2 separate regions of the Homo sapiens genome follow, and region 1 is linked to region 2. Evidence: read pairs that join two places in POLR2A ChIA-PET (ENCODE). Cell type or tissue: PC-9. All regions are shown on one strand. Each heading gives the region's core, and the rest is flanking DNA. Links, peaks and the distances in the headings are about the cores only. Region 1 overlaps LOC105376035 (a long non-coding RNA gene). Region 2 overlaps SHB (SH2 domain containing adaptor protein B).

Region 1 (6,832 bases), core at 268-4,267, 620 kb after region 2:
GTGAGTGATCCGTGCCAGGCACTCCACACACAAGAGTTTGTTTAATCCCCACAAAGGCCAGTGAAGTTGATTTTAGGAACCCCAAGTTACAGACGAAGAAACTGAGGCTCAGGTCAGTGGAGGGACTTGCCCACGGTCACACAGCTGGTAAGGAGCAGAACTGGGTTTGAATAGAGATCATCTGACTGACTGTCTCCTCTCTGAGGGGGCCCTGCCTCTGGTCTGTGCTTGGTGAGGGGTGGGGCAGGGCACATGCTGGAAGCCCATTATACAGATATGGAAACTGAAGCCCAGATGGGGCGAACATTTTCCGATGACGCGCAGCAGGCAAGGCGCAGTGTGGCTTTCACCCCGGCCCTGCCTGGGCTTTTGTCTGACTGCTGGAAGCTGATGCTCTCGTACAAGAGACATGAGCAGCTGGCCACAGAGGGTAGCAGAGAGCCCAGTCGGGACCCCTTGGCCAGCCCAGACCCCTGGGAAATGTGCTCAGGCTTCAGCTCCCAGTGAGGTGTGGCCCTGGGGGGCAGGGTAACAGCTCATCAGCAGACCTGGGTTGCCCCCAGACTCAGCCTGCTGCAGCCTTGCACCCCACACAGAAAGCCACTTGCCCCTTTCTCAGCCCCTCAGTCTGCTCTTCTGGGGAGCAGAGGGCCCCAGCCTGGAAGATTCAGAGGGGCAAGAGAGCCACCGCTACTCAGACAGGATCGGGCTTCAAACTATGTGGTGTTCACCCCACAACAAGCCTTCAAGTGGGCACTGTTAGGATTCTCACTTTCAAGTCAAGATAACTGCGGCTCAGAGAGCCTCAAGTCCTTCTGCCTGAAGGACCTGCCCAAGGTCACCACGCTTGAGCTGGACTCAAATCCAGGTGAAGGTAACTGCTGTGGTTTGAACGTCCTCTCCAAAATGCCTGTTGAAATTTAATTGTGGCTGGGCATGGTGGCACATGCCTGTAATCTCAGCTACTCAGGAGGCCGAGGCAGGAGAATCGCTTGAACCCAGGAGGCAGAGGTTGTGGTGAGCCGAAATGGTGCCACTGCACTCCAGGCTGGGTGATAAGAATGAAACTCCATCTCAAAAAATAAAAATAAAATAAAATAAAATTTAATTGCTATTGTGACAGTGTTGAGAAATGGGTCCTTTAGGGGTGATTGGGTCATGAGGTGCTCTGCCCTCATGAAGAGATTAATGCAGTTATTGTAAGAGTGGATTACTTATGGCAGGAGTGAGCTTCTGATAAAAGGATAAGTTTGGCCCCATTTCTCTCTCTGTCTTGTGTGCATGCTGGCCATGTGATGCCTTGTGCCACAGGATGACTCTCTCCAGATGCTGGCACTATTTTTCTAGACTTCCCATCCTCCAGAACCATGAGCCAAATAAAGTTATTTTCTGTATAAGTTACCCAGTCTGCGGTATTCTGTGATAGCAGCGGAAAATAGATTAAGACAGTAACACTGAGGCATGTGACCACAACCCTCATGGCTGCCCTGTCCTGACCTGCCAGCCAACCCCAGTGGCTCCTTCAGCTACATCTGCTTATTCATCCATAGCCTCAAGGCATCATGGTTGCAGGCCTCTGGCTTTGTGCTAATGTGGCCCCCACATACATACCCCACTTCTCCCTCGGACCCTCTCCTTTAACCTTCCCAGCTTCAAGCCTGGGAGCGACACAGGGCAAGGACAGGGTAGGGTCCAAGCCTTTTCATGGTTCCAGTGCCCAACATGGGTCCCCACAGGGTGAACACTCTATAGACATATTCTGTGTAAGTGAGTACATCCCTGTAAATGGGGATACCATTCCCAGTTTTTAAGTAGGAAAGCTGAGAGTTAACAGGGGACAGTGCCCTGCCTGGGTCACCAGCAAGTTCGAGGCAGAGCAGTGCCCTGTCCAGGCTTCTTGCCATCCAGCCTCAGGTTTCCTCCCTGGGGCGATGCAGCCTAACGAAACTCCCTCAGCAGCTGGCATTACCTGAAGTCCTGCCCGTGAATCAGAAAGCTAGCACCCTGGGCTGCTTTTCTGCCAGGCATTGGCCAATCGCGCAGATGCCCAGCTGGCCCCTCTGGCACGCAAACACCCGGAATGTGCATTGGTTAGAGACCGCCAGGAGAAGATGACCGTGGTCAGATTTCTAGGGCTCCCTGGGAGGGAGTGCATTCTTTCTGTTGGGGATTTTTTACCGGAGCAGTTTCCTTAATCCTCCTCAGGGCATAGCTGGGATTTAGTAATGAGTTGTAACAGCCAGAATGGTTGATTCTCTGAGCCAGGACCCAGCTGTTCATTCTTGAACAAGCTGGGCTCCTCTTTTCCAGAGGTCCTGGCTCAGCTACCGCAGGGTGAGGTTGGGAGCAGGAATCCAGAACCAGCGTCACACCACCGCTCACAGGGGCAGAGCCTGTGCCCTCATTGTATAGATGGAGCCACGGAGGCCCAGAGAGGCTGTGAGGTGGGGTGGAGTCAAGAGCCAAGGTGGGCAGAACAACTTTGTGTGCAAAGACTCAACTGTGGGTGGAGCCAAGGGGAGGGGCTACCTCCCAGGACCGAGGCCAGTCTTCGGGCACCAGGAACAGGGCCTGCCAAGGTGTCATGGGACCTCAGTGCAGGACTGGTCCCACTGGGAAGCTTCTCCCCAGGAGACAAGCTCTGCGTTGCATTCTGTTTTATAGGGGTGCAGTCAAGGAGGATCCGTCCAAGCTGAGAAACAGCAGGAGTGACCCCTGGAAGCTGTGTCTTGGGTCGGGTCCCCAGAAGCAGGCTCTCTGCTGAGGATTTGTGAGCAAGTGATTGATTAAGGAAGTGCCCCCAGAATAAACCAGGAAAGGAGTGGGAAGCAGGAGAGGGGAGGGAAGGAAGACCAACAGTGCCATGTCTGGCCAAGTCCAGCAGGCAGGTGCTTCATTGTGATCCCGAGGGCCGCTCTGGAATGCAAGTTACATCTCAGGGTTATTGAAACCCCAGGCAAGGAAGCTGGGCTTCCACACTCCCCACACCCCATGAGTTAGCATCATCCAAGGAGATCTGGGCAGAGTGCAGCTTCCTGGAGGAGGAGGCATGGGCCTTGCTGTGTGACGACCCAGCGGGGTGTGCAGGTTCTGAGGAAAAAGGGTTTGAGCAGAACCTGAGGGAGGAGCTCAGGCATGCTGCTTGAAGGCCAAGGTTGCTCTGGGTAAGGACCAAGGTCCCATCCCTGATTTAGGACAGGCCAAGGAGGAGCAAGGGGATGGAGGCAGGGGATGGCTCCCTGCAGGCCCAGGTGAAGTTCATGCTACCATTTCAGCAAAAGTCCCATAAACCACCTCAGGAAATCCCTCTGTCATCTGCCGCTGTTTGGGGCCAAAAGCTTGAACTGTGATGAATTTTGTGAAAGGGAGAACTGCCTCATTCTGCCAAAGCCGTTCAGAAGTGAGTCACTAGCCCAGAACAGGCCCCACATAGCTGCACCAGCTCAGACTCCATCTAGCTGCACCTGCAGGAGCTAAGGCTCGAGGTGGACATCGGGCCTGGGCCCCAGGGCAGAGTCATGACCAACAGGGGGCAGCCCAGGGAGCTACTCCCCAGCCTTCAGTGGGCCCCACTTCCCTTCCCTCCTCCCCTCCCTGAAGGCCCCTCCCAGACCGCTTGGCCTCCGGCCTTGCCTCCTCCAACCTGATCTCCTGGGGTTGCTCAAGGGTCTCCTCTAAAAAGCAAATCCGGTCTTGTCTTTCCCCTGCCTGCCGCATTCCGTGGCTCCTCACTGCTCTCAGGAGAAAGACCAAAGTCCCTGTGTGCTCCCAAGCCCTCTCCTGATGATGCAGAGGCGTGGCCCATAGGGACTGAGAGCTGCTCACTTCAGGCAGAAGCCAGGCATCCTGGCAGCCCCTGAGAGCCGCCCAGCTGGCCAGAAGGACCTGCTCCCAGGCCTCCCTTTCCCTGTAATTCATATATAGAAAGCATCTAAATCAGGAGCCAACCCTCCACCAGAGGGAGCGGCGCCCTGGAGGTGGAAGTGGAGCTTTTCTTAGTCATTACATTTGGTTTTGTTTTGGGGGAAAAAAACAAAATGAAACAATTAAGGTCTTATTTTCACAATCACCTGTGGAATGAGGAGGCTTCCAGATGGTATTTGGTGAGAGCACCAGGAACCTTGTGGTCCTGTGAGGGCATTCAGGGGTAGGGAGTCTAACTCATCACCCAATCCTCATGGCTCCAACTTTAAACACACCCAGAAGCCTATCTCGTCCCCCAGCCCAGCTCCGTCGCCTGCACCTGGTCCAAGCTGAGGCCCCTCTGCCCCAGCCTCCTGGTTGCCCCACTGTTTCTGCCCTGGGCCTGCTCCAGTCCCTTCTCACGGACAGCCAGAGCCAAGCCTCTGCTCCAGTAAGGGATCTCTCCAAAGGCTCCTGTCTCCCTCCGGGTAAGGCCAGGGTCCTAATCACGGCCCACAGAGGCCGACACCACCGCCTCTGACCTCCCTCCCTCTGTCTCCAGCTTTCCTGGGATCCCGCCTGGGATCCCCTCTGCCCAGCACTCAGACCTCCTGCACCAGCTGTTCCCCTGCCTGGAACATTCTCCACTCCCCCCAGGTCCACAGGGTCTGAGCCTCATGTCCTACAGATGTCACTCAAAGGGTGGCCCTTCACTGGCTTCCCTGATGGCACCACTTCCTGCCCACTGGTCCTTCTCCCCCTCCCTCACTCTGCCTCATCTAGCCCTGGACACTCCACCAATCTGATACATCTTTATTTCTCTGTTTATTGTCTAGTTTCCCTCCATGCCCACCAGGATGTAAGCTCTGAGAGCAGGGGCTTTGTTTCATTCGCTGCCATAATTCCAGTACCAAGAACAATGCCTGGCACCTCCTAGTAGGTGCTCAATAAATATTTATTGAATGAATGAATGATTGAATTATGTCTGTCATTGACAGAGGGAAGTCTGGGCAACATAGTGAGACCCCATCTCTACCAAAACTAAATAATTAGCCAGGTGTGGTGGTGCATGCCTGTAATCCCAGCTACTCCAGAGGCTGATACAGGAGGATTGCTTGGTCCCAGGAGGTAGAGGCCACAGTGAGCCATGATCACACTGCTGCACTCCAGCCTAGGCAACAGAGAGAGATATAGTCTCAAAAAAAAAAAAAAAAAAAGGAAAAGAAAAAAAGAAAAGAAAATACATAGGGGTGGGCAGATTTCCCCTAAGATGCTCTAAGGATGCCCTCTCTAGGTGCAGGAGTCAGTCTAAAGTTACCTCCTGGGGGAAGTCTTCTGTCCAGTTTTTAAATGGAAGTTCTAGCTGCAGGCAGCAAGTCTCATCACTGAATAGAACCGGTTTTCATTTGGTGCAAACACTATCTCCTCCAGGAAGCCCTCCCAGGACCCTTCCCAGCCCCTAGTGAAAGTGCCTCCCTCCTGCTAGCCTGCCACTTTCTCCCTTGTGGTCCATTCTGGATGTCAGTGCCGGGCCAGTGAGCATCCTAGCGGGCGCCTGAGTCATACCCGGAGTGCACCTGGAGAGCCCCTTTCTGCTCACACTTTACAGGGCCCCATGCTGGCCTCAGACACGCCCATCTTCTCATTTAAGCCTTACAACAACCTTCCGAGGTAGTCATCACCATCCCCATCTTACAGATAAGGAAACTGCGGTCAGAGGCCACAGAGGTGACTTACCCGAGCCCCACACCTGGTGTCACAGTGGAGTGGAGCCTGGCTCCTTGGCCCTGAGTTCAGCCCCCATCACAGCTGCCGAATTCACAGTCAGTGCTCAACACGTGTTCACGTGTTTGGAGGACGAACCAAACCCGAGTTCTCGGGGCTCCCCAGCCAGCATGAAGACCGTGTAACCACAGCACGCATGGGCGGGCCGCTTGGCAATGGCCAGGCTCATGCTCTACTGAGCCCCTGGGGGTCACGACTCCCCTGCTGCTCTGTGCAGAGAAAGAAAAGGCAGTCACCTCTCTCTTCCCTCACTGGAAGGTGAGGCCCAGGGGGTCCGGCCTGTGGGATGTGAAGAAGCCACACATTGGTGCCCATCACCTGGTCCTCAGCCTCTCCTTAGGGCAGAGTCGAGGCCCAGAAGGTTGAAAGAGCTGGAAGCTGGGGAAGAGCCTGCACCAGTGCCTTTGCCTCTTATCAGTCAGTCCGATTTTTGTTCTCTGACTCCCCCTGCTACATACCAGAATGGTGCTCTCTCTCTCCCCCTCTCTGGGATCTGCACCTCAGTTTCCTTGTCTGTAATATGGGGGTAACTGAACCCCCATATTAAAAGGATCCAAGGATAAATGAGATAACACAAGTGCTTGGCATAGGGCCTGGAAGAAAAAAGTAAATTCCTTTTTTTTTTCGCTCTGTCGCCCAGGCTGGAGTGCAGTGGCGTGATCTCAGCTTACTACAACCTCCGCCTCCCAGGTTCAAGCGATTCTCCTGCCTCAGCCTCTTGAGTAGCTGGGATTACAGGTGCGTGCCCGGCTAATTTTTGTATTTTTAGTAGAGACGGGGTTTCACCATGTTAGACCAGGCTGGTCTCGAACTCAGGTGATCCACCTGCTTCAGCCTCCCAAAGTGCTGGGATTACAGGCACTGTAATCCGCGGTGAGCCACCGCGCCCGGCCCAAAAGAAAGTAAATTCTTAATAAGCAGAACATGTAATTATTAGCTAGCACATATATTACTTTGCCTCCTTCTTCCCCACTCTTACAAATGGATCTCAAGGCCTGGAGCTACAAACTTGGTTGTTAGACATCCTATTTGTTTAGAATGAAAAACAAAACAAAATAATAGTGCCCAATGCTGGAGAATGCCATGCAGAAATAGTACAGTGTCAGCCGGGCATGGTGGCTCACGCCTGTAATCCCAGCACTTT
Region 2 (4,000 bases), core at 1-4,000:
TGCAGTGAGCTGAGATCGCACCACTGCACTCCAGCCTGGGTGGCAGAGCGAGACTGCGTCTCAATAAAACAAACAAATGAACAAACCAAAAACATGAAGTACTAGAGAAGATTCAGGGGTATCTGTTGGGGGCATGCAAGACAGTGGTCAACCCCTGGCACAGGATGCAGGCGTGTTCTGTGGGATCAGAGGACAGAATGAGAACCAACCAGTAGAAGTTCTCAAAAAGATTTCAACTCAATTTCAGGAAGAATGATCAGACAGAGCTATTCAAAGTATAACAGAGTATTTGGGGAGGTAGTGAGCTCCCTGCCACAGGGGACCTCCCAAAGAGCTGGACGTGATTCTCCATTGGTCCTTTGGTTGTACAGAGTAGAGGGAGACAGTCTCCTCTCTCATGGTGGATCATAACATCATTATCACTGTCCTTGCAGCCTGTGGTCAGGTTGGCTGTGGGAAGCTGTGTTAGACCACATGAGCACTGCATCACTTTAGTAAAGGTCCCAGGCAGTGGAGGCCTCTGAATTCTTGCATACAGGTGGCAAGTTATTACATTATTTCTTCCTCCTGTCTACCTGCAGTTGGTTTTATGAGGGGCGTTAGTACACTTCCCAAAGGGCTTGCCCGCAGGGTGAGAGGTGCACATTGAACTCCCTCACCAGGCAGATGGGAAGTGTGGCCATGAGAGAGAGCTTCAGGGGCCCTGGGTTTATGACATCGCTGGGCCAGGAATGAGGTTAATATTTTTAATGGCGAAGGGTGAGCCCCGTTATTACCCGAGCTCATTCATCAATGGCAGAACCCGTTTCACCTGTTAAGTGCCCTCGGTGTGGGTAATTCATGAATGGGAATCCAATTTTCTTTTTAAAACCCAAGCCACCTCCCCCTTCTTAAATCCAGGAGGTGGTGCTGGGGGGGTGTCAGGATTTTACAGCAGTTTTTTCCTGGGTAGGAAAGGCTGTGGACAGCTTTGAGGGCCTTTCCTGCCTTACTCACCAAGCAGGCCTGCGTGAGCCAGTCCATAAGACTGAGAGTTATGGAGAGGCTGGGGCTGCAACAGCTCTAGTTGTGGGACCCAGGATAGATGGGAAACTCGGGACCACCTGTTTTATCCTGTTGCCCACTGATCAGAGGATGGGCATAACAAAAATATGGGGAGGGGGAGTGTAACGAGACCACTCAGGTGGACCCTCTCCAAGCCCTTCCGAAATGATTGGTCAACTAGGGCATTGGATTAATTTTAATTTTTATTTTTTGTGGAGGCAGGGTCTCCCTATATTGTCCAGGCTGGTCTCGAACTCGCGGGCTCAAGTGATCTTCCCAAATTCTACCAGCATGAGCCACCGCACCAGCTGGGGTATTGGTTTAAATGTCTCCAAGGAGTACATTTTTCTGGGATCTGTGGGTTGGAAGGGCCCCCTCCCCGAATTGGCTGGCCCCAGTCACTGGTGTTATCCCTGATAAATGGGCATGATCATGGGGCACCCATAGAGGTGATGGGGTGCTCACTTTTATCTTAGGAAAGCATAGGCTTTAAATTATTCCCAGATGCCCCATTGGAGCCAGCACCTGCTTTGAGGGTGATTGCAGGCTAACCATGCTGACCCTGAGGGCCGCCTCATCTCCTTAGATCGTCCAGTCCTCACTGCATTGTGGATGCTTGGTTTTCTAATTCAGCTGGTCTCACCCTAACCAGATGAAAATGGAACCACTTCTACCATAAAATTCCATTTTCTTGCTGGTTCTGATGAGAAAAATCAGGTTTTCTTTACAGTCATGTTTGAAAATAACAACAGCCAGCATATTTTAGCACTTAGTACTTAGTGCATACTGGGCCCAGTACCAGGGCTCACTCTTTCTAGAGAAGCAGGTTTTCCTTCTGGCTGTCATTCCCTCCTCTGCCTGGCACGGGTATGCTTCCATGTGCAGAGGTTTGGTGTTGGGGTCCGGGGCCTCTCCATGGGGACAACTTCAAAACAACGCTGGTGCTCATTCTGTGTAACTTGAAGACAAGGACTGTGCCACGCTGCACTGGCTTTGGTATGTGGGGAAGTAGGATCCCCCAGGCAGGAGGGATACGGCTGGTACAGGGTGGAGGGAGAGGAGAGCTGGAAGCCAGGCTTCAAAGGCTGCAGGCGGAAGCACTGCTTCCCCAGGTGTGGCCCGGGCAGGGCAGGTTGCAGGTGTGCCGGAGTCACAGGGCAGCTGAGGAAGGGGAAGGGAGACTTCCAGCACTCAGCTGACTTAAGGGAGTTGTCAGGTGGCCTTTGCTCACGGTTGGCGCAACTGAGCCAAGCTGGCAAAGCTGCTGCTTCTTCCTGTCAAACTTCCCTTCAGAGATCTCTTCCTGTTGCCCAGAAGGAGCCTGGACTTAGAAACTCATACAACAGGCTGTAGGTAGCCCAGGAGAGCCAGAGCTTTGGGGTGACGCTGGCCTGGGTTGAAACCTGCGTAGCCTTCTGTGCTCTGAGGCCTTGGCAGGGTTCCTAGACATTTCTGAGCTTCGGTTTTCTCATCTGAAAATGAGGTGATTAGGAAGGATGAAATACGATGATGTACGTGAAAGCACAGAGCCAAGAGCCTGGCTTGTAGAGAAGGTGCTCTCTAGGCGGTGCCCCCTCTGTAAGCATCGTCCCTTAGCCTCCTGCCTGTTCTAGTCCTCTAGAACACTCAGGCGCTTGGAGGGTCTGGTCCGAGGTTCTCGGGCCCTGGCACTGGAGGATCCCAGGCTCTGGGACTCAGCCCCCATGAGTCCTGCCCGGTCCCAGGTCTTCACAGAGAAGTGGGTGAAGAGAGAAAGCTGGGTGGTAGGTTGAGGTGTCTTGTGATAGCCAAGTTATCAGCAAGGGGCCTGCCTCCCCTTGATTTACTCATCAGCAGTGGATCAAAGTTTGCTCTTTTGAAATGGGTAAGTCTGGGATTCAGTTCAAGATACCTTTGCCTCCCTTTCAGGATAGAATGTTTCCAGTGGCAGGTGATTTATGACTTTGCATTTGGAAGGAGATTTTACAATGTGCATTAATAAATAAGGGCCATTCTGGGCCCGATTCATACAGCCGTTGTCAAGTGCTGTGTTGGTGTTTCATGGAAACCAGCTCCCGTGATGGTCTCAGATGTCCCCTTAAAGCGGAAGGGACACAGGGTGGGAAGAGGGTCTGGAAAAGTCAGTGCTCTTAAGCAATAACATGCACACCAGACCATTGACATCATAGGAAGGCTTGGTTTCTAAAGTAATACTAAAAGGACTGAAACACTCACCTGGGGTAATGCTTCCCTAGAAAGCATGGTGATCTCCAATGAAATTAGAAAAATGGACGGTTAGGGGTTTCTTATGAAGCTAAACTTACTCACCTTAAAGGACTATGCTTTATTCTCAATTTCCTTTTTACCTTTTTACTGTTAAATTGTTATTGTCTTTATCTTTTTTCGTTTGATTTTGTTTTGTTTTGTTTTTTGAGACATAGTCTCTCGCTCTGTCACCAGGCTAGAGTGCAGTGGCGAGATCTCGGCTCACTGCAACCTCTGCCTCCCGGGTTCAAGCGATTCTCCTGCCTCAGTCTCCCAAGTAGCTGGGATTACAAGCACACACCACCACGCCCAGCTAATTTTTGTATTTTTAGTAGAGACGGGGTTTCACCATGGTTGGCCATGATGGTCTCTATCTCCTGACCTCGTGATGCTCCCACCTTGGCTTCCCAAAGTGCTGGGGTTAAAGGCATGAGCCACCATGCCCAGCCCTTTCCTTCATAAAATGTGGGTGAAGACAGATGGCGGTTGGGTTCTTTTAGTGTGCGTGATCTTGTCTTTCCCCCCTTTTTTTTTTGTATAATTTTTTTGTATAGTAGTCCATGAAATCCAGGATTCTGGCCCTAACAACCCACTCTACCCATTCTACAGATGGGGAAATTGAGGAGCTGATAGAATGACTTAGCTAATGGTGCCCTGCTGGCAAGAGGAGGGGATTACAGTCTGGGCCTCAAGCTCCCCATGGAAACTTCTG

The links. ChIA-PET counts read pairs that join two places held together with the same protein. Peaks named below come from ENCODE experiments on the same cell type or tissue, not always from the same donor. Only the 100,000 strongest peaks of a DNase experiment are listed, where the experiment ranks them.
Region 1: POLR2A ChIA-PET joins it to region 2 with 6 read pairs; 1 of 35 experiments calls an interaction of 5 or more read pairs at or near these places.

What each region holds. Positions count from the first base shown.
Region 1 is chr9:37,408,165-37,414,996 of GRCh38, reverse strand. LOC105376035 (a long non-coding RNA gene) reads right to left here. Exons shown (of 4, transcript XR_007061479.1): 2 at 5,641-5,897. LOC124902154 (a long non-coding RNA gene) reads left to right here and starts at 5,919. Exons shown (of 4, transcript XR_007061481.1): 1 at 5,919-6,105; 2 at 6,329-6,426. RefSeq lists enhancers at 1,689-2,479, 3,265-3,314, 4,235-4,284, 4,062-4,853, 5,339-5,758. In PC-9, for the core only: CTCF peaks have their summits at 3,723 and 3,922 (motif pointing right); a DNase peak (open chromatin) is centred at 2,066; H3K4me3 peaks cover 1,165 bases; H3K27ac peaks cover 2,212 bases.
Region 2 is chr9:38,030,777-38,034,776 of GRCh38, reverse strand. The region is part of intron 1 of SHB (SH2 domain containing adaptor protein B); the gene reads left to right. Among named protein-coding and RNA genes, the nearest start is that of SHB, 36 kb to the left of the region's middle. RefSeq lists an enhancer at 2,204-2,705. In PC-9, for the core only: no CTCF peak of the experiment used is centred there; a DNase peak (open chromatin) is centred at 2,246; H3K27ac peaks cover 3,264 bases.